Regions from separate parts of the Mus musculus genome. Here region 2 is linked to region 1. Evidence: chromatin loops called from intact Hi-C (ENCODE). Cell type or tissue: heart. All regions are shown on one strand. Each heading gives the region's core, and the rest is flanking DNA. Links, peaks and the distances in the headings are about the cores only.

The links. Peaks named below come from ENCODE experiments on the same cell type or tissue, not always from the same donor. Only the 100,000 strongest peaks of a DNase experiment are listed, where the experiment ranks them.
Region 2: it touches region 1 in a loop (4-fold over the local background); 3 of 42 quality-filtered maps call a loop at or near these places.

What each region holds. Positions count from the first base shown.
Region 1 is chr14:33,528,056-33,538,080 of GRCm38, forward strand. Frmpd2 reads left to right here. Exons shown (of 30, transcript XM_017316244.1): 16 at 2,373-2,577; 17 at 7,385-7,479. Among named protein-coding and RNA genes, the nearest start is that of Frmpd2, 50 kb to the left of the region's middle. In heart, for the core only: a CTCF peak has its summit at 5,694 (motif pointing left); no DNase peak of the experiment used is centred there.
Region 2 is chr14:33,314,565-33,324,589 of GRCm38, forward strand. All of the region lies in intron 4 of Arhgap22 (Rho GTPase activating protein 22), which reads left to right. Among named protein-coding and RNA genes, the nearest start is that of Gm41130, 88 kb to the left of the region's middle. In heart, for the core only: a CTCF peak has its summit at 5,073 (motif pointing left); DNase peaks (open chromatin) are centred at 5,187 and 5,657; H3K4me3 peaks cover 2,035 bases; H3K27ac peaks cover 1,975 bases; H3K27me3 peaks cover 2,569 bases.

The sequences.
Region 1 (10,025 bases), core at 2,636-7,635:
GAGGTCACATCCCCTCTCTGAATCTTGGTGTCATCATTAGGCCACACTGAGCCTCTCAGGTCTGTGCTATGCACCAGTAGGCAGCATATCATATTTCTAGCTCACTGCCCAGTGCTCCGTGGACTGTGGCAATGGTGACAGTGGCTTCCACCTATGGGCTTTGTTTCTGTGCCAGACAATATACACGAAGGTTTAGGTGCCAGTCCCTGGCCTGAATGAACTGGAGAACAGGATCAGAGCTTTCAGAAACAGAGCCAAACACAGGGAGGAAAAGGAACTCATGATCTAAACCAGCAGAAACCTGTAACTGTGCCCCCTGAAACATGGGGTGCTGGCTTCAGAAGAGTTCCAGGGATCTAGAGATCATTAATGCAAATTAATTGTACCTGAGTATCTGCTGCTGCTGAGATACTGTGTGTAAACACTACCGATACTGTTCTTATTGCCTGGTTTCAGCAACCGTTTATGTCGCTGAATGTTTATACAGACACTTGGAGCTCACTTGTGAAACTGGTCCTTCAGGCCTACTTTTGCTCTTAGTACAGTGTTTTTTCAAGCTTCAAACTCTCTCATCTCAGGAGTTTTCAGGGCTCTAACATTTCGTTTACATTAAAAAGATCCACTTAAACAGTTTCCCTTCGCCTTTTAGGAATCTCTGTGAGAAACTTTCTGCAGATACCATTTTCTACCCCCACCCCTGTGCCTGTGTGTGTGTGCACATGTGTGTGTATGCACATGTGAGTATGTATGCACATGTGTGTACATACATATGGAAGCCAGAGGACCAGCTCAAGTGTCTGCCCTCAGGAGCTGCCTACCATTCCTTTTGAGATAAGATCTCCAACAGACAAGCTGAGGCTGCTGATTGGAGAATGTTATTGAGCCAGTGAGTCCCAGGGATCTGTCTCTCTCCTCCACCCCTGCCCCAGCACTGGGATCAAAAACAGGCGCCTCTGTGCCTGACTTTTCTCTGTCAATTCTGAGGCTCAAACTCAGGTCCTGGTGCTTGCAAGACTGAGAATTCTCCCCGGCCCCCAGATGCCAGACATCAGTTTCAATGCTACCTGGAGTGGGCTTGAAGTCTTTAATCAGCCCTCTTTGCGGGCGGGTCTTGAGCTTTGGGGTGTGCTTGGTCTTTCTCTGAGCCTTTGCTTACAGGACTACTCTTCTGCTGCCCAGGGTCTCACCCCAGTGACTTTCCCCTTAGTTCAGGATGCTTCTTGGGTGTTTGGGATGCTGTAACTAACCTGGGCTTGAGCCCTTCAACATCCAGACAAAATCAGATGTTCATCAGCTGCATTCCTGACATCACAGTTATCTTGTGAATTTCCCAGTGCACCGTGGCAGTGGACAGACACTGCCCTCTCAGAATGCCAATGTCTTTGGGACATTCTTGGCAACAGAAAGATGCAGTTTTGACCAAGGCCTTGTTAAACTAAGAGATCTTTTAGTGAAGTCTCATTTTTGTCTAAGTAATACAAATAGTGGAGTGTGGTATTCCTCATGACCACAGCCTCATTTTCAGTGTCTTGCCAGAGTCGTTTCTTAAGCCTTCTGAGAAGGGAGAAAGGATTGAAGCTGAGGGCCAGCACTTCCTTCCTTCCTTCTTTCTTTCTTTCTTTCTTTCTTTCTTTCTTTCTTTCTTTCTTTCTTTCTTTCTTTCTTGGTTTTTCGAGACAGGGTTTTTCTGTGTAGCTCTGGCTGGAACTCATTCTGTAGACCAGGCTGGACCCGAACTCAGAAATCTACCTGCCTCTGCCTCCCAAGTGCTGGGATTAAAGGCGTGCACCACCACTGCAAGGCCAAGGGCCAGCACTTCTAATGTGTTCTTATAGGATCTGGCAGGAGACTCTGACTTCTGGGGCAAAGTAAGCTACGTTGATATCAAAGATTGTATTACACAGGGAGAGCCTGATCTGGGATGCCTGGTGCTTTGTTACAGGACTGTTTGCAAGGGCAGGCCTGTGAGGATAAATGCAGAATGAGCTGGGACAGCTAATTTTGTCTAGGCCCTGCTGGAGCTTCGAGTTGCACAAGTTAGAACTGGTTCCTGGCTCCCAGTCTATCCGCTCAGAGACCATCTCATCTCTCTTCCTACGTTTCCAAAGCATCTTTTATTAGCAAGTACTTATTAGAAGAACTTTTATTTGGGGGCTAGGCACAATAACTCCCCAAGTTAGCAGGGGACAGTTTTTAAGTCTCTCAGTGCAGAAAAAGAGCTGGGAGAGAGAGAGAGAGAGAGAGAGAGAGAGAGAGAGAGAGAGAGAGAGAGAGACTGACTAATCATGGTCAGGAGTGTGTTACTGTATCAAGAGCAACGAGTGAAGCCAACGTAATCTCATGTGTATGACTGTCTTTTCCCCCCAATTCAGGTCAGGATAAGTTTGCACAAATAGCCAGCTTGAGTTCTGCACACCAGACACAGGCCAACCCTATCACTTGGATTCAGAAACTGTCCTGCTCAGAAAATGAGTTGTGTGTACCCAGGTTGCAGGATGCCACAGGAGGCCAACTGGGCACATCCATGGAGAACAAGCAAGGTTTCAAGGAGCCTGGGAAGGAGAGAATCGGAAGCAGGTAGGCTTCATCTTTCTTCAGAGCCCAGACCACCAGGCATGTGGTGCAGTGGGCCCAGCTGTACCTGGAGCTTTAAAGTCTGTGGACTTTAATGCCTAAGAACATGGATGTTCACCGGGTTGCTATTAACGAGATCCAAAGATGGCCCATAGGCCACTGTTTAAGCTGACTGCCCTAGGGCTGGATGCTACTCTCATATTCTTCTGTTCAGACCTTCTTGTAGAGAGAGAACTACTGGTGACAGGAAGCTGAAGAAGGTAAAATTAGCAAATGCCAGTAATGCACTGCTGGGCTATCATAAGCCATGAGTTATTATAAGCCATGAGTTATCATAAGCCAGGTACAGCTGGGTGTGGTGGCACACACCTTTAATCCCAGCACTTGGGAGGCAGAGGCAGGCAGATTTCTGAGTTTGAGGCCAGCCTGGTCTACAAAGTGAGTTCCAGGACAGCCAGGGCTATACAGAGAAACCCTGTCTCGAAAAAACAAAAGAAAACAAAAACAAAAACAAAAAAACATAAGCCAGGTACTGCTCTGGGCATCTGTTCCCCAGCTGACTTAACCCATACAATGCTGTGAAGTTGTTTGTATTATTTTCCCCCATTTTCCAGAAGGGGAAACTCAAGGGCTAGGATGCAAACACAGCAGCCTGTGCGGGAGATCATACTTGACCCCTGACCTGCCGCACCTCTCTAGCCCCACAGCTCGTCATCCAAATTCAAATGTGAATGCAGAGAGCTCCTAATGCAGGGTTCCAATGTAAAACAATGATCCATACATTTAAAAATAGCCTAGAACTTGGATCACGCTTACAAGTCAATTACATAAATAGCACAGATTTCCAGGCTGCTTACTGTGGAGGGGGTGGCAGGATCTGCTTTGGAGGGAGATGAGGTATACATCTGCTTTAGCAGGAGGAAACAGATGATTCATTTGAACTAAAATATACACATATACACAGACACCTTAAAGTAATGCTTAGGAATTATTGACCAATTCTGCCGATGCAGACACACCTCTCTATGCAGTGCAAACGTCAATCCATATGGAGGAAGCAAACCTCACTGTGAGTCTCCATGACAAAGTGCCCCAGGAATAGCGAAGCAGACTGGCGGCCATCCTATTATCCTGCTTCACAGCTTCATGGCTTAGGAAAGGAGGCAGATCTCCGCTTTGTGTACTATTGAGGGCATGATGGTCTTCGGAGGGTGGCCCCTGTATGGAGGGGATTAGGATACTCCATGCTGGAACCCTCAGCCTCCTTTGCAGCCTCAGGCCCTTTCCACACAGTGGCTCCATTGAGGGTCTGCGCTGCTGCTCTGAGCTCTGAGGACCTAAAAGCTTGCCAGTGGCCATACCACGTATTCCAGAGCCAGCACACCCTCACTTCTGCCATCATTCCTGGGCTCATATAGATCAAAGGGAATAGAAATGGGCCTCATTTCAATGTGTGAGTGTCAGTGGGTTTGGCGCCATCTTTTACCATATATTTATTAAAATGTAAAGAAAAACAGAAAATGCAGAAGAAAGCCAGAGTGCTGGCTCTCGGTTGCTATAACAAAATCCCTTCAGGCAAATAAACTTAAAAGGAGGTAAGGTCAATACTGGTTCACAGTTTTCAGTCCATAGTCAACTGACCTTACTGATTTGGGACCAGTTGCATGCCATGACAGGAGTATGTATGTGGTAAAAGAAGCTTATTCATTTATGGTGGGTAGGGGAGAAAGGATAGCGAGAGAAAGGAAGTGGGGTTCTACTACCTCATTCCTCTAAAGGTCTCTGCTCATGTTTGGATATAAAGTGCCTTCCAAAAAGGTTCATATACTGGAAGCTTGGTTACTGCCTGGTGATGTGAATATGGGAAATGTTGGAAACTATAAGGTGTGTGATTTAGGTAGAAGCATGTCCTTAGGAGTATATTGTCCCTTGTCCTGTCAGTCCAACTGGAGTGGTTTCTTTAGAATCTACTACATGCCTGTCCTGTCCTGGGTAGGTGCTGTGGATTCAGTATTTGCAGCAAAGACATGGTCCATGCCTCCTGGTGCCCACAGATAGGCAGAAATGGCAGGCCAGATCTTGTGGGAAAGAGCGGGTCTTGCTGATGGTATGCAGGCTACAGTCAGAGTGGGAATGACTGGCAGCCTGTGGCATTGACCCTAAGGGGACCCTCATCACCCATGCCATTCATAGAAGTTATTTACACAGAGCTTCTGAGTACAGAGATGCTGTCCACTTGCCTCTGGTCACTTCTCTGAAGCCTTTTCCTGACTGCCTGGCAAAGGGCTGGCTTCTCTGCGGCTGCACTGGCTCCATCTAAGACAGCCTCTCCCTGTGTGTGCCCGTCCTGAGAAGCACACGCTCTCATCCGTCTGCTCTAAGCTCAGAGACTCCCAAGAATAGCAATGCGCCAGTTGTATCCTCAGCTCTGAAGCCAGAATGTGGAAGTTTTCAGTAAATGGATTTTGAGAGGTTGGCATTTTAATAAGAAGAAGAAGAAGGAAAAAAAAAACACTCTTGAGGTAAAATACACAAGGCATAAAATCATAACCATTTTATGCTTTCTATTTGGTTGTTTCTAAGGCAGTGACATTGGATACATTTACATTGCTGTTGGGCCTCACCACCCTTCTGGGGACTCCTCATCTGCCCATGTAGAAACCACTTTTCGTCAGCACTCCCTCCCACCCGAGCCTAACCTGCTACCCAGTTCTTAGCACCCACTATCTACTTTCTGTCTGTGAATGTGACTCCTCATGTAATAGCTGACTTATACCATTGTCCTTCTGAGACCAACAGTAAGTTTTGGTGGATTTTTAACAATTGAGAGACGGTTTCCTGGATGGGCCAGATTACAGGAGCCACAGAAACCCAGGCCAGATAAGCAAGCCCTTGCTGTTCTTCAAAGGGCACCACTGCATTCCCAGGCCTCACTCTGGTCCTCCTTGGGTTCTGGGATTTTTCCTTTTCTTGAGCCTGTTCGACTGCCAGTGTCTCTCCCTGTGTACTTGGTTTTGGAAGACTGATGCCCTCCAAATTCCCAAAGGGCTGGCCCATCTCTGACTCATACACCCTTGGTTCTTTGCTGGTTTAGGGCTGACCCCTAGTGGGTTTTGGTCAAATTGGGTTGCATTTTCTGCAAGGCCAGAGTCAAGGGGAATGAGGCTCCTCCCAACTTGGAAAGAGTTGCTTTGGTCTGCCTCCCAGAATTGGGGACCCAGAGAGGGTCCATGGGCAGCTGCCTGCACCAGAATCCCTTCCTGATGTCCAGGTATGTAACCAGTGTGGTAAGGATATCAGGGACAGGCTAGATAGCACTACTTTGGTGGTTGGCTGCGCTGGAGGCCTGCTGCTGGCTGTTCCCAAGATCCGAGCACCCACATATTGGTGTCAGTTTTTCTTAGGGTTTTACTACTGTGAACAGACACTACGATCAAGGCAAGTCTTATAAAGGACAACATTTAATTGGGGCTGGCTTACAGGCTCAGCGGTTCAGTCCATTATCATCAAGGTGGGAGCATGGCAGCATCCAGGCAGGCATGATGCAGAAGGAGCTGAGAGTTCTACATCTTCATCTGAAGGCTGCTAGTAGAATACTGGCTTCCAGTCTGCTTGGATGAGGGTCTTCAAGCCCACACCCACAGTGACACACCTACTCTAAAAGGGCCACACCTTCTAATAGTGCCACTCCCTGGGCCGAGCAGTAAACTGTTCTTACCTTCTAGACTCTGCTTCTTTCTGGGTGTGTTTTTGAGGTGGCCCTGGATCACTTGATTCATTACCAGTGTACTATCTAGAAGAGACTTTGCTTACTGGAATATTATACACACCAGTCAGTTTTCTGTTGTTATTTAAACAATAATAAGGCTGGGTACCTTAAGGGAGAGAAGGGTTTAGATAGCTCACATTGTTGGAATCCGAACAGCACGGTGCTGGTTCTGCTGCACCTTCCACTCCCACTCTCAGTCCTAGCTGCCTTATCTCATGGCAGATATCTTCGTAGAGATGGATGTTAGAGAGACTCAGTGGAAAGCCAGGCCAGGAAGCCAGGCCAGTCTTGCTCTTTCAGAACAACTATCTCAGAGAACTAACTGGGGTCCCACAGGATCTAATAAATGCCTTCCAAAGAGGGAATCCACAGTGACCTAATCATGCCCCACTAAGCCACTCTTCTTAACACTCTGACCATCTCTCAATATCACCTTCTGGAGAGCCGATCTTTCAACAGTTGAACATCAGCCCTTGGGGGATAAAGTACATCCAAAATGGCCACAGCACATGTAGCCAGCTGAATGCCTGCCCAAAAACTCCCTAAGTGTCAGGGTGGGGTCATCCAACTCATCTGTACTGACAGATGGCTGAGTATGCAGTCCTCCAGGGACACAACTTATGTGCGGTTTTCTGGTCCTTCTAGAGACTTTTATCTGAAAGCAAGAGCACACAATAACACACCAGGCGAGCCAAGCATAGCTCTGTCCAGCTTGGGTTGGGAGACCTTCACAAGCCTGGGAAATTAGAAGACCATTCTTTCTTTATGGCAGAGGAAATGGGGTTCTGGAACAGCTGCATATGCAAACTAAGGTGGACAGTAGAGGTTCGTGTGACGTGTGAGTGACTATAACGAGCCTCTGGGACAGAGACCCTAAGGCTGCTTCTGTTGTCCTCCTCACTAGACCAGCCTGTGGGGGAGTCAGTCTAGGGAATCTGCTGAATTTCTGGCCACAAAGCTGCCTTCTCCTGGCCACACTAAGAAAGGGCCAATAAGTTCCTCCCAGGAGCACCCATTTTACCCTTTCATCTTTCCCCTCAGCCCGTATACTGGTGGAGAGCAGCTGCACAGCATCGGTTTGAACCAGAAGCCAGCTCAGACTGTCTTCGGAACAGCTGGTCACAGCATGTGTGCAGGTGCGGACTGAACCCTGGCCAGGTGCAGGGAAGGGAGTCTCACATGGGCCACTTCTATGCAAACTGCTTCGGTTTGTTTTTCAAAGAAAGTTCACAATCTTGTTGCTTTAAAAATTATTCTTAAAACTTCTTGGATTCGAGAAGCCCTCTTGTAGGCAACATCTGGCCTTGGGTGGCCCATGAACCTAGAAGGTGATGGTTTTGGGGGAGGTGGTTCCCAAAGTTCTGGTCCAGCCTGGGGAGCAGCAGCTCTGTTGCTTCTCAGGGGTCCATAGTAGCTCCCCATGCTGCCCAGAGAGCATGCACATGGAGGGCAGTGTGGTTTGTTCCACAAGGTCCCAGGCAAAAATGAAGTCAGAGATTCTATAACTAAGGAAAGTACTAGTACTTAAAGAATGCTGAGCCTGGAAGCCAGATCTAGATACTACCACATATCTCTACTGTTAATTAAACCTTGCCTGCTAGGCTCAGAAATGGACCCTTGGGGAGGAAAGATGTGGACTGATTGTGATGGTCAGTCACTAGTGGGGGATTTTCTCACTGGAACTATGACAGAAATCATGTCCTACCCCAGGACTCCAGCTTTCTAGAAACAACTTTAGGGTTCTGCTTTGGGCCTCTTCCAGACACAAGATTGGGAGGTACTCCAGGACCCACAGGCTAGGCTGTCAACCCCTGTACATTGGTGACTAGTAGAGATTCCTGTTAGCTTTCCTTTATTAGAAATAAAATTTCTGAGATGAGTCAGTTTAAAAAGAGGAAAGGTGGGAAGGTAGAGGCAGGAGGATCTCTGTGAGTTCAAGGCAAGCCTGGTTTATATATCAAGTTCTGGCCTGGCCAGGGCTACATTGTAAGACCCTGTCTTAAATCAAAAACAAAAGAGAGGAAAGGTTTATTTTTTTACCAGTAATTTCAGAGGTCTCCATCCTGGTTGCTGGGCCCTGTTGCTTTGGGCTTGAGATGGCAGAGTTTATCAAAGTAGGAGTGGATGATAACAAGGTCTGTTCACTCATGAGAGTTAGGAAGCAGAAAAACAGAGCGACGGAGACTGATGTTGAAGATCCCGTTCAAGACCATACATGTAATGACTCAGCTTCAATATAGCTTTAAGGCTCTCATCCCAAATGTTGTACTATGTCCAGTAGCACCACACGGTGTTTATAAAGCTCTCAACTCATGGTCCGTTTGGAGACATTCAAAATCAAAGCCATTGCAAGACTCGGGGGTGAGGGTGCTGGAACTGTTGTCTCATCTCTGCATTTTAGTTTCAGTTGTCACCAGCAGGAAATATAGCCTCCACGTACTCTCTCAAGGCCAGAACAGGAAAAAAGAAGTTAGGTGAACATGGTCACACATGGGCCTTGAATGCAGAGGTGGTGTGATCAAGAGTCTGAAGCCAGTGTTGGATTCATAGTGCGTTGGAGGTCAGTCTGAGCTACATTGAGATTACAAGTGCTGGAGGTTTAACTCAGGGGTGGAACTCTTGCCTAGATTCCATCTTTCCAAGGACCAGTCTTGGCTTGGAGAGAGGTTCCTGAGAGAATGAGTGTCTGAAAGTGGTAAAACAAATGATGTGAAGTCAAATTGTGGGTTACAAGCTGATTGTCTATGTTCTGCTAGAGACAGCTTTTCAGATTGCTCTTTCTCAAAACAGCTCTCTCTTGCTGTTCTAAAAACTCTCTGGATAACTCATCTCTTGCAGATCAAAAGCCTGGTCTTTTATTTACATATTAATTCAGTTATTACCCCAGGTTCCCTTTTCATTATCCCATGAATCCGCATCCCATGACCCCCTTGATTCTTAGAAAGAGACAGCAAACAAAATTAAAAAAAAATATTGCCAAAGAATTCAGAGATCTGCCTATCTTGGTTAAGCACAGATGATAAGCTGCCCTGGAATTACCATTCCTACCACTCCTGGGCCCGTACCTAAACTCCCCCGTCCCAGGCTGACCTTGAACTCAGGAATCTGCCTGCCTTTGTAAGCATAAACAAAAATCTTAGGTGTGTGGGATCTTGCCCTGCAATCACCACTCTCTAAACGTATTTATCTCCTTCCTTTGTATCTTTCTGACAGGCTGGTTCCAAGTGCAGCTGCCTCTGTTCCTTTAGATCTGTGAAGCTCCTTATACAACTCATCCTTAAATTTTGCATAGTTGAGAAATGGTATAGTTTTGAACTCATGGTTTTAGAGTTATTTCCCACAGCCTTAAAGGCTGCCTGAAGGTCTCAGCATTTACCATTTTGCTGAAACATTAGCCACACCCTCACCTCCAGGACTTGTGCTGTCTCTGATTATCATGGAGTCATTAACCTTCATCAGAGAGGACATTCCCCTGGAGGAACACATATATATAAACTTACGCCCACAGTAACCATGGACACTCATGAAGGCCCATGCCCATGCCCTTCTGACTCTGTGTCAGTGGTGGGAACCATGTCAGGCCATCCTGGCCATGCCCAAGCAGGACTTGGCACCATCTCTAGCACCAGGAGACAGGGGTTGGGTAGGGTGACAATCACACAGAAAATGGATATCATTGACC
Region 2 (10,025 bases), core at 2,889-7,888, 210 kb before region 1:
GGACCCTGGTAAGTGGTTCTGACACTAGGCAGGGCTCCTTCACAATGAAGGGTCTCATCTCTGGTGTCTGTCCTGGCAGGGCTGCTGTAGCCTGGAAAGTTCCGCGTGTCCTGTGGACTACAAAAGCATCGTCTTCCCTCTAAATGCAGACACATGCTGTTAGGGTGGTCTCCGTCCACGAAGCCTGAGCTGGGGGTCACGGGGACTAAACTGAGCAGGGAATATCAGTCCCTTGACCACTTTGTGACCCACTTATAAATCAGGGTTATAATAGGGTTCTTGTGGGGACTGATGGGTTCGCATATGCAGAAATCTCAGAATAGTACCGGCACACAGTAGGTGCTCATTACCTGTCACTTTGCTTACTGAAACACACAGGCCACTACGTGAATGCTGTGCAGACCACCTCTCATTTGTCTAGTACATGGAAATGCAGCCAGACCTACAGAGACATACTGTGTGCTGAGGCTAAACCCATCTGTGGCTGTAAGCAAGCACCCTCTCGGCAGCGACTGTGGCAGCAGCTGTGGCTGAAGCCACCTGCGTTTTCCCAAACTGTATTTGTCCTAGGAGTCGGGAAGGAAAGAGAAATGCAGAAATAGGAGGTGGGGGCAGAAGTGGGTGAGGGTGAGACTTACGGAAAGGACAATGGGCTTTGTAAAAATTTCTCTCTTGGCAGTCTGGCCAACTTCAGTGGCTTCAGGCCACCGGAACAGCAAAAAAATGTACCCCAGGAATTTCTCTGCAACCGTTGTTCCCCTTGTCTTTCTCTGTGGGAATTCAGAGCTGCAAGACATTCCTCCCATAACCATTGTCCACTGCAACTGAAGAGCCCTTGGTTGGGGCTGGTGAGCCTAGCTGGCCCAGCTCCTCCACCACCCTGCCCCCACATCTCGGACCTGGGAGTGGACTCTACAGATGTGCCAATAACTGTCCTCCTCTGGCAGAGCTCGGAGCCTGCTCTCAGGGTCTGTCTGCCCCACTCTGACAGGCCTACCCCTCTCCAGAGCTGGCCTCCCCACCCCACCCCCACCCCCACTGCCACCCCATCCCAGACAATCTTCACAGCTTCTTCTCTCTGCATAGTCATCAGCAGTAGATGGACATGTTGCATAGAATTCCCATCATCTTGGAGACGGGAATTTTTTTTCTCTCCAGCCAAGTGCTTCTTGATTTAAGAGGAAACAATTTTCCAAATGCTCTACCATTCTTTTAAAGTACCGTGAAGCTTAATGAGTCTCTGCTGCCTCACTGTTCTGCAGTGTGAGCACGCTGGACAAGACATTGCTTCCTGCTCTCGCTGGTATCACTAGGGGGATGTGCATCCAGGCAGCCTCACTCTCAGGCATGTGAGTTGTTCTGATGCAGTTCTCCATGTGGCCTGTCCAGAGCAAGGCTGGGCTTCTTGCGCTGTGATGGTTTCAGCCCAGTTACACTGCTCACAAGGGATGGTATCCCAGAACTGGGCACCAGAGGGCTCTTCTTTAAGCAGGCTGTGGCAGCCCAAATGCAAAGAGTTAGACTTGAGACCCAGGGGCCACCCAGTCAGCACACTGTCCTTCTTTGATGCTATCTATGCCTTTCTGAGCTGCTGTATCTGGGCCCCTGCACCACTTACCTGCTTTATACTATTGCTTCCCCAATTCTCCCTGCCCTGATCTCCCCTGGCTCGACTCCAGCACCAGGCTAAGCTGTGGGAGACACAGGTCACATTACACTCATACCTGGATACCCTGCTATGGCTCCCCACCCCAAGGCAGACTAAAGCTTCTTCAGGAAGAATCCTCTACCCACTTCAGGATCACTCCAGTATCCCCAGGGTCTATTCTCTTCGTCTATAGAGCTGTCTATCTTAGTTAGGGTTTCTTCCATGAAGAGACACCATGACCAAGACAACTCTTATAAATCACGACATTTAATTGGCACTGGCTCACAGGTTCAGTCTATTATCATCAAGGTGGGAACACGGCAGCACCTGGACAGGAATGATGCAGGAGGATCTGGGAGTTCTACATCTTGTTCCGAAGGCAAACAGGAGAAGACTGGCTTCCAGGCAGCTAGGACGAGGATCTTAAAGGCCATGCTCACAGTGACACACTCCATCTAACAAGGCCACACCTCCTAATAGTGCCACTCCCTGGGCCAAGCATATTCAAACCATCACACAGTCTTTGTCTGCTCTTGGCAGAATAAGATCTCTTATACCTTTAGCCCACATCCTGGTACTCCTGGAGCTCAGCTCATGGGCATATTTATCAGAGTTTGGCTACATTGGCCCACTGTTGGTACATGAAGAAAGGAGAAGGAGGGAAGGGTAATCATAGTGTACCCCCCACAATCCTAGCTGGGGTGCCTGTGCCCTGTGGCGTGTATGGGGGCCCCCTCCGCACCCCCAGCCCAGAGAGGATTGAGTCTAGAGCCCTACCAATTTAAATGGTCCTGATACTGGCTCATTTCCAGAGAGTTTAGGATCACACACAATTTGGGGTGCAAAGCTATGTTTAGGAAACTGTATTTTAAACCAAATTCTGTGCTTAGTATATAATATTTTTCCATTGTAGCCTAAGACCCTGGGCCAAATTTAGGAAATACCATCCACCCATCCATCTGTCCATCCGTCCATCTTTTTAACTAACCATTGACCAACATACATTCATCTGTTCACTTCCATTCACATCCCTTTAGCCATCCATCCACCTATTAATTCATCCATTTACCTCCCCACTTATTCTTCTAGCCAATAGTCAGGCTCTACCCACCCAACCTTCTATTCAATTATTTTTCCATCCATCCAGCCACCCTCTCACTCATCTATTCAATCAGCTATCCATTAATTCACCTATCTGCATGTCCATCTGCTTATCCGTTAATCTACCCCCACCTATCCACACACCTATCTGACCATTAACCCACTAATCCATCCATTACTCTTCCTCCACCAACCTTTTCACACATCCATTCATCCACCTGCTTGGCTGGTCACCTCTTTCTCAACTCCCTGACTATAAGCAAGTCTGCAAGTCTCTTCACCTTCTCAAATTTCAATTCTTTTTTCTTCTGTAAATGGAATACTATAGCAGGTGCCTAGTGGGGTTGTTTTATAGTTAACAAATATTAACATCTGTGAATTGCACATAGTAGGAAGTATCTACTGAATGCTATTTTCCTTTTCACTCAAGGATATCATACAACAGGAAAACTATAAAAACCACAATATATAACCAGGAATTAAAGGGTTTGAAACCAAAGGCAGAAATGATAGAAGCTCCTGACTTCCTATTTGTCTGCCCAACTGCCTAGGAGCTAGTATTTAAAACCACTTTGAAAAGTAGAGTGTCCCAAAATATATTTGAACGGTTCAACTGGGACGCCGACTCTCAGTTATAGGCTCATTCGAACGATGCGGCTTTGCCACTTCCTCTTAGAAAGATAAACAAGAGACCTCCAATGGCCACTATGATGTTTTCTTTTAAATCCTGCTTCCCAAATGTAGGACTTGGCTGTTGAACAACTCCCCCAGGGGCTTGCTCCCCCTCGGATGCTCTCCCTGAATGCTGGGAGCTCCAGCCTGGAATTCCTGGGGCCTCATTAAGCTGTCTGTGACGAAGTGATCTTGCCTAGTGCTAACTGTATAAGTGACTTGGCAGCAACAAGAAGTCAGGGCTGGCTGGCTTTTCTCTGGTGCTCTCTTTGTAAGCTCCTTCCAAGTTCTGAGTAAAAACATTCTTTCTGGATCTGCTGCGGACACCCTGAGACTCTCCCAAAGCCCCATCCAGGTTTTCTAGGGAGTCAAAGAGAGGGAGGCAGAGATCTGCCTGCTGCTGTTAATCTCCCTTTTGAATGAAGACTTGGGAAAACCTTTTCCTGGCTTGCCCCAGTCAGCAATCCTCCCTGTCTGCTTAGCTCTTCTGCCCACACTGGACAGCTTTGGTCTCCCAGCACACTGTACCACACAACCCTCCCTGAACAACTCTGTGCTGGGAGATGAAAGGAGAGGTCCCAGGCTAGCCTAAGGCCACAGCCCTGCATCAGAGCCAGGCAGTGGCAGATGCTAGTGGGGTCTGCAAGAAGAAACAACAACTGAGCACTCTTGGCAGGGGGTTGGGGGCTGGGCTTATGAGTCCATCCCCAACACCACACAAAAGTAAGCAGAAAACATAATGAACCTGTGCCAAGCAAACACATGAGAGAATATGATTAGTCTCACTTGCGTGTTACACAGCACATGAATACACCTTCCTGGTAGGAAACAAGCCTCTTAAAATCCACCCCTTTTTTCACCCCCCCCCCCCCATCCCAAAAAGAAGCAAGCCTGGATTTCCACCTCCCAAGTGTCTAGAACACCTGGTGGTGTTTTACCTGGGCACATCAAGCCCCTCTCAGTAGATCCACCCCAACTACCATGCTCCACTTTATCACCATGCATTAGAAAATTCCTTTACTGAGAAACATTTTGCTGGCTCTAGTGTTAAACAGTTGCCAGCAAGGCTGCAATGAATGGCCCCTATACATAGTTTCCCTAGCCATGTGGACAAGAATTCTTGTGGGGCACAAACTAGGGAATGGAGTTGCTGGGTCCCAGGGTATTAGTATTTTTAATAGGGAAAAATATATTTATTCTCTCTCTCTCTCTCTCTCCCTCTCCCTCTCCCTCTCCCTCTCCCTCTCCCTCTCCCTCTCTCTCTCTCTCTCTCTCTCTCTCTCTCTCTCTCTCTCTCTCTCTCTCTGTGTGTGTGTATTTGTGTGCAACTTTTACATTGAGCCAAGTGATCTTTCACAGGGAGAAACAGTCCCAGTAGGATCAACCATCTACCCAGTGCAAACTTTTTTTTTCTTGTGACACAGTTCAGGTGGGCTGAGAAAAAGAGCCAGGTGGCTTTAGACCACACCCCCTTTCCGTCTAGCAGAAGGCTGAGGTGACTGTTTAAAGGATGCTGGAGGGGGAGGAGCCATCCTTGTCGCGCAAGGACACTTCATCCTCTTGCGCCCAGCGATCTGGCTTCGGTGGTCGCGCCGCCCTTGGTGGGCTCTGAAGCGGACTAGGAAGAATGTAGTGATTGACTCAGCGCCCCCTGGCGGCCGCTGGGTGCGCTGGGCTCGGCGCCGGAGGAGAGTAACGGGCCGTGGGGAGGGCGCCGTCCCGGCCGAGCATAAAAGCGGCGCGCGGCGTGATCTGCGCGTTCGCGAGGACCAGGGAGGGAACGGAGTCCCGGTGCGCTCCACGAGCCCAGCGGGCTAGTGCGCGCCAGCCGCGCCGCTCCAGGGGTGTCGGCGGGGGCGGGGAGCGGAGGCGAGCGGCCCGGGAGCGGCGGTGCCATGGGGCTGTGTTGCTGCAAGGACTGGAGAGGACACCTGCGAGCGCCCAAAGGTAACTCCGGGCGCGCACGTGCGCCGCGCTGCAGCCGCAGGCACAACCCCCGCCCGGGTCCCCACGTCCTGCTGCTGCCCGCACCTGCCCGGCTTTGCCGCAGCTCCCGGGCTCTAACTCTCGCCGGGGCCTCCCCCTAACTCCGGGACGCGGGGAGAGAGCCAAGGGTACGCGCGGAACAGCGCAGAGTGGGGATCCGGGGCAGTCGGTGGGCATGAGCGGCAGGTCCATCAAGTCCACCGAGGCACAGGGCTGAGGGGTCCGAGGAGCACGGCAGTAGCAGACCGGTTCCCGACGGGGACAACCGGGCCAGCGCCTGCGACGCCTGTGCGGCTTTACCGCCCGGAGGGGGCGGGCCATTCATTCTCCTCATCCGCCTCTGTCACAGACTTGGACTAAGGGGGCCTGACTCAGACTTTTCCAAAGTCGCAGCGGAACCTGCGAGCGGAGCTGCTTCTGGAATGTAGCCGGCTTGGAGAGGGCCCAGAGCTGAACGCTCGGGACACCAGCGGCTGCCCGAGGTCCGGCCTCCCTAGGCTGTGGCCAGAGCCGTCTGACTTAACCCTTGCCGCGCCGAAAGGAGCCCTTCTGGTCAAGGGGCACATCCCTTTATTTCACTTCCCAAACTTGCCCAACCCTAACACCCTTCCTGCCTGTAGTAATCGCCTAAAGACCTGAGAACTGAAAGTTTCAGGAATGCCCTATGTGAACCTCTGAACTCATAAAGGAAGGGAGAAAGGAAGGCTTGGTTGTCGCTCTTAGAATAAGTCCTGTTCATCTGCAAAGTATAGGACCCGTCAAACAGTGTGAAGGACTCTTGCTCGGGTGATTCTTACTCCGCAGAAGTCCAGGTTTCTTCCAGGAAGGGCTTGGGGTGGCCCACAACATGACAGAACCGACTTGACCGCAGGAGTTTAGACAGGACCCGGGACCCAGACCTGCAGCCAGAACCAAATGGAAATGTCTAGATTGCGCTGTTACGGCTGTCCCACTGCAACCGTTTTCCTTAGCATTTGATTTTAAAAAGAAAAATGAAAGAATGTGGCTTGTGGGGCTTCATGCTTGGGGGCCCGGGCAGAGAGCCAACTTAGCCAGGGCAACAATGGGATTCCAGGGGAGGGGCTTGCAGCTTGCTTTCTGCGGGCAGGTCAGAGTCCAAAGGCAAGGATTTTGTGGGGGCGGGGCCTAGGTAGGTCTCTTTGGTCTTTTCTGACCCCTTCTCAGTAAACAAGGCTTGTGTGAGTCTCAGGGGCAAGGGTAGATCTGCAAAGACTTGCTTAGGGCAAGTCATGTGTTCAGTGAGCACCCTAGAAGGAGCCCTGGGGGCACCTCCTGCTTGTAAGGCTTATCTAGAACAATAGAGCCCCCACCCCCCCATCCTTGGCTATGCCCACCCCAGTGAGGAGCAGCCTGGCCTGGCAGTGTCATCCTACTGGTCTCCACCACCAGGGATGAGCCGGAGCTGGAAGCAGGAACCCAGTGAGAATGCTTTCACAAAGGTCCTTCTGCCCCTGGAAATAAATGGGGCTGGTTGCGTTTAGTGTTATGGGATGCCAGGGTGGGCAGCCAGGAAGTGCCCAGCAGGAGGAGGAAATCCATGCAGCTAGAGAGAGTCCATGGCTCCAGAAAGGCTTCTACTTTTCTTCCTCCACCTCCTCCTCTTCCTCCACCTCCTCCTCTTCCTCCTCCTCTCCTCCTCTTCCCCTTCCTCCTCTTCTTCCTCCTCCTCCTCCTCTTCCTCTTCCTCCTCCCCCCCTCCCCCTCCTTTTCTTGAGACAGAACCTCACTATGTAGCTCTGACTGCCTTGGAACTTGCACTGTGGACCAGGCTGCCCTCTGACTCACAGAGATGCGCCTGCTTCTGCCTCCCAAGTGCTGGGATTAAAGGCGGGAGCCACCATGGCCTGCAGGACTCGGCTTCTTAATGTAAAAAAAAATCTCCAAATGTTTTTACAAACTCTTGACTCGTTTAACACATGTGAATGCGTGTGGCCCATCTGGTGAAGGGCTGAGCAGCTCACTGTTTGAAGTGAGTTCTGCAGTCAGTGAGAGAAGTGGACTGTTACACGGTGAAGTAACCTGAGACATCGTCGTTTAGCAAGGTTTTCAAGGTTTCTTCTGCAAGGCCATCTCAGGGCCTTTGACACCTTTGTGTAGCTGTATGTTGGGTGGACCGTGGGTCTAGCTTCTAGGCTTGTCTCCAGGGAAACTGCTTTACACAGAGCTTCATGGGGCACATGCCGCTGGATACTCTTTAAGAATTTCTGCTTTAGATATTAAGCTCGGTTGTCATAGCAGTAACTCAGCAAGTTGTTTTCTAAGGCTGTGTGTGTGTGTGTGTGTGTGTGTGTGTATGCGCGCACATGAGAGCACTAGTCACCTGAGAAGATTAGGACTCTCAAATCAAAATATATGGGTATTTGCTTTTTAGAAAAGTTTTTGTTTTTTTTGTTTTTTGGTTTTTGGTTTTTTTTTTTTTTTTTTAAAGAAAATGAAGAAGCCAAGCATGAGGCTCAAACCTGCAGTCTCAGAATTCGGTAAGCGGAAGCAGGAAACTTGAATACTGTAGATTCAATCCCAGGCAGGTCTACACAGCAAGACTCTTGTCTTAGAACGAATACACACACACACACACATCCTTTTACTCAGAAAAGTCCTTTAGTTACTGATATTCCATTGGACTAACAGCTAAGGCAACTGCCGTTCTCAGTGATTTCATTCTTGGGTGTTCCTGAACCTAAATTTTTTGCAACGGAGCATTTTAGCAGATTGTCCATGTGTGAAAGTGTGTTGGAAGAAGTAGAAAAATTCCAGTAATCTGAATGGAATCTGGCAGAGAGAGCCTCAAAACTCCCCCTAGTGTCCGAGTCTGGTTTAGCAGCAGCATCCTGTGCCTTTACAACCCGGCGCTGGAGTTTGTCCAGAGGCCTTTGGCTGCTTGAACTCAGTGCACAGTGGGTGTGGGGCATTGCTGCAGGCCTTCTAGGGTGATGGTGGTAGTAGCTGAATGACTGGGTGCTGCAGAAGTTAGGGCCCGGCCCCAGGTGTTCCCAGAGAAGTGAGAGTTCCTGCTGCAGGGTGGGGTCTGCAGATGTCACATGTCCCTGTGCAGAGGGCGGAGCTACTTGCGGTGAACTCTGAGGTGCCTGTGAGATTTCATCCTTTCTGGGAGTGTTTCTAGATACATCTGTGTGTAGGGCTATGTATGGGGCATGTTTATCCAGTTCTTCCTTGTTGCATACTTGCTCAGGACTGAGGGATAGAAGGAGCCTTGAGCCTGGCATCGTCCATGTTGGATCTAGGCTGGATAGTTACAAGAGAGCAGAGTGTGGGGCTGTGAGATCGGCCGCTGCTGGCCTTGCTGCTGCTATCTCCTGTTCCTTCTGGGCCTTTTGGCTTCTCACTCTTCCTCAGGTCAGAAGCCCTCCCTGCTTGCAGACACCCTCACCCCCTTCGTCCTGTGGCTCCTTCTGCCATTATAAATCTACCTGAGTGCCTTATCAGAAAGTGCAGTTAGCCCAGTACTACCACAGGTCTTGTGCCCACTTTGTGCTCTTTGGGATCTACCCTTCATTCCGTTTCCCACCCTAGCACCTTGCCTGGCTCTGGCTGCCTCTTTCCCTCCATTTGTCCCCCACATCCTTGGTAGCCTCGACTGGAGCATCTGATGACCCCTAGGCCCCTTCTGTCCCACCTTACTGCTGGTGGCTGCACCTGTCCAGCTTTTCATCCTTGTCTGTGCGACTTGGCCCTCGTGCCCTGATGCACTCTGTTTGCTTTGGCCTCCCCTATTTTCTGAGTTCTGTCTCTCTAGGTCTCTGAGGACTGGGCGGTTGTAGACACGTGGCCACCCTCTCCTCTGCCGCATTCGTCACCACCAGCAGGTGCAGAGCCCCTGTCCAGATCTCAGCAGGAGCCCTTCACACCCACCAGTCCCACTGCAGAGTTGCTGGCTCTCTCTTCTTCGTTTCCTGTAGTGGAAGGGTGGGTGCTCTGAGATCTGGTACCCTGGACACCTACTTTCTTGTCACCTGCACTGGCTTCTAGGTTGGTCACCCCACACCTGTTCTAGTCTGCTGCCCAAACACTGACCCTCAGTAGACTTAGTCACACGTGTCCCTCCTTAGACCTCCCTCAGAGTCTCTGTCTACAGAAAAATCTCAGCTCCTTAGTCTAGTGACCAGCTTGTCTGACCACATTGCCTGAACCTCTCTGGCCCCTTACACACTGCTTTCTGTATGCCTTCAGCCGGTCTGAGAATGATTGAGCCCCAGCAGGTGGCCCGCACCCAAAGCTGTCTCTAAGCCACTGGTCTATAGGTTCCTGTCACTTCATTCTTCAGGAGTGGGGTTGGCCTGATTGGCTGTCCCCAGTGGTCATCTCTTGTTGCCTCTGTAAGCTGACACTGAACCTATGTGTTTTGTGAACAATAGCAAGTGGAGTGTAGGCATGAAGGTGAGACTCTGGCTCCCCACTCAGTGTGTGACCCTGGCTAGCTAGCAGATCCCAGGGGCAGATTGTTCAAAAGAGTCCCGACCACACTGCCAACATTGAGCCCTAGGGATGGGCATCAGAGGCCAGCGGCTGGGGCAGCTTGTGTTCAGCTCCGCTCCAGAGGCAGTGGAACATGGTGTGGGTGGAGGCGAGGCTGTGAATG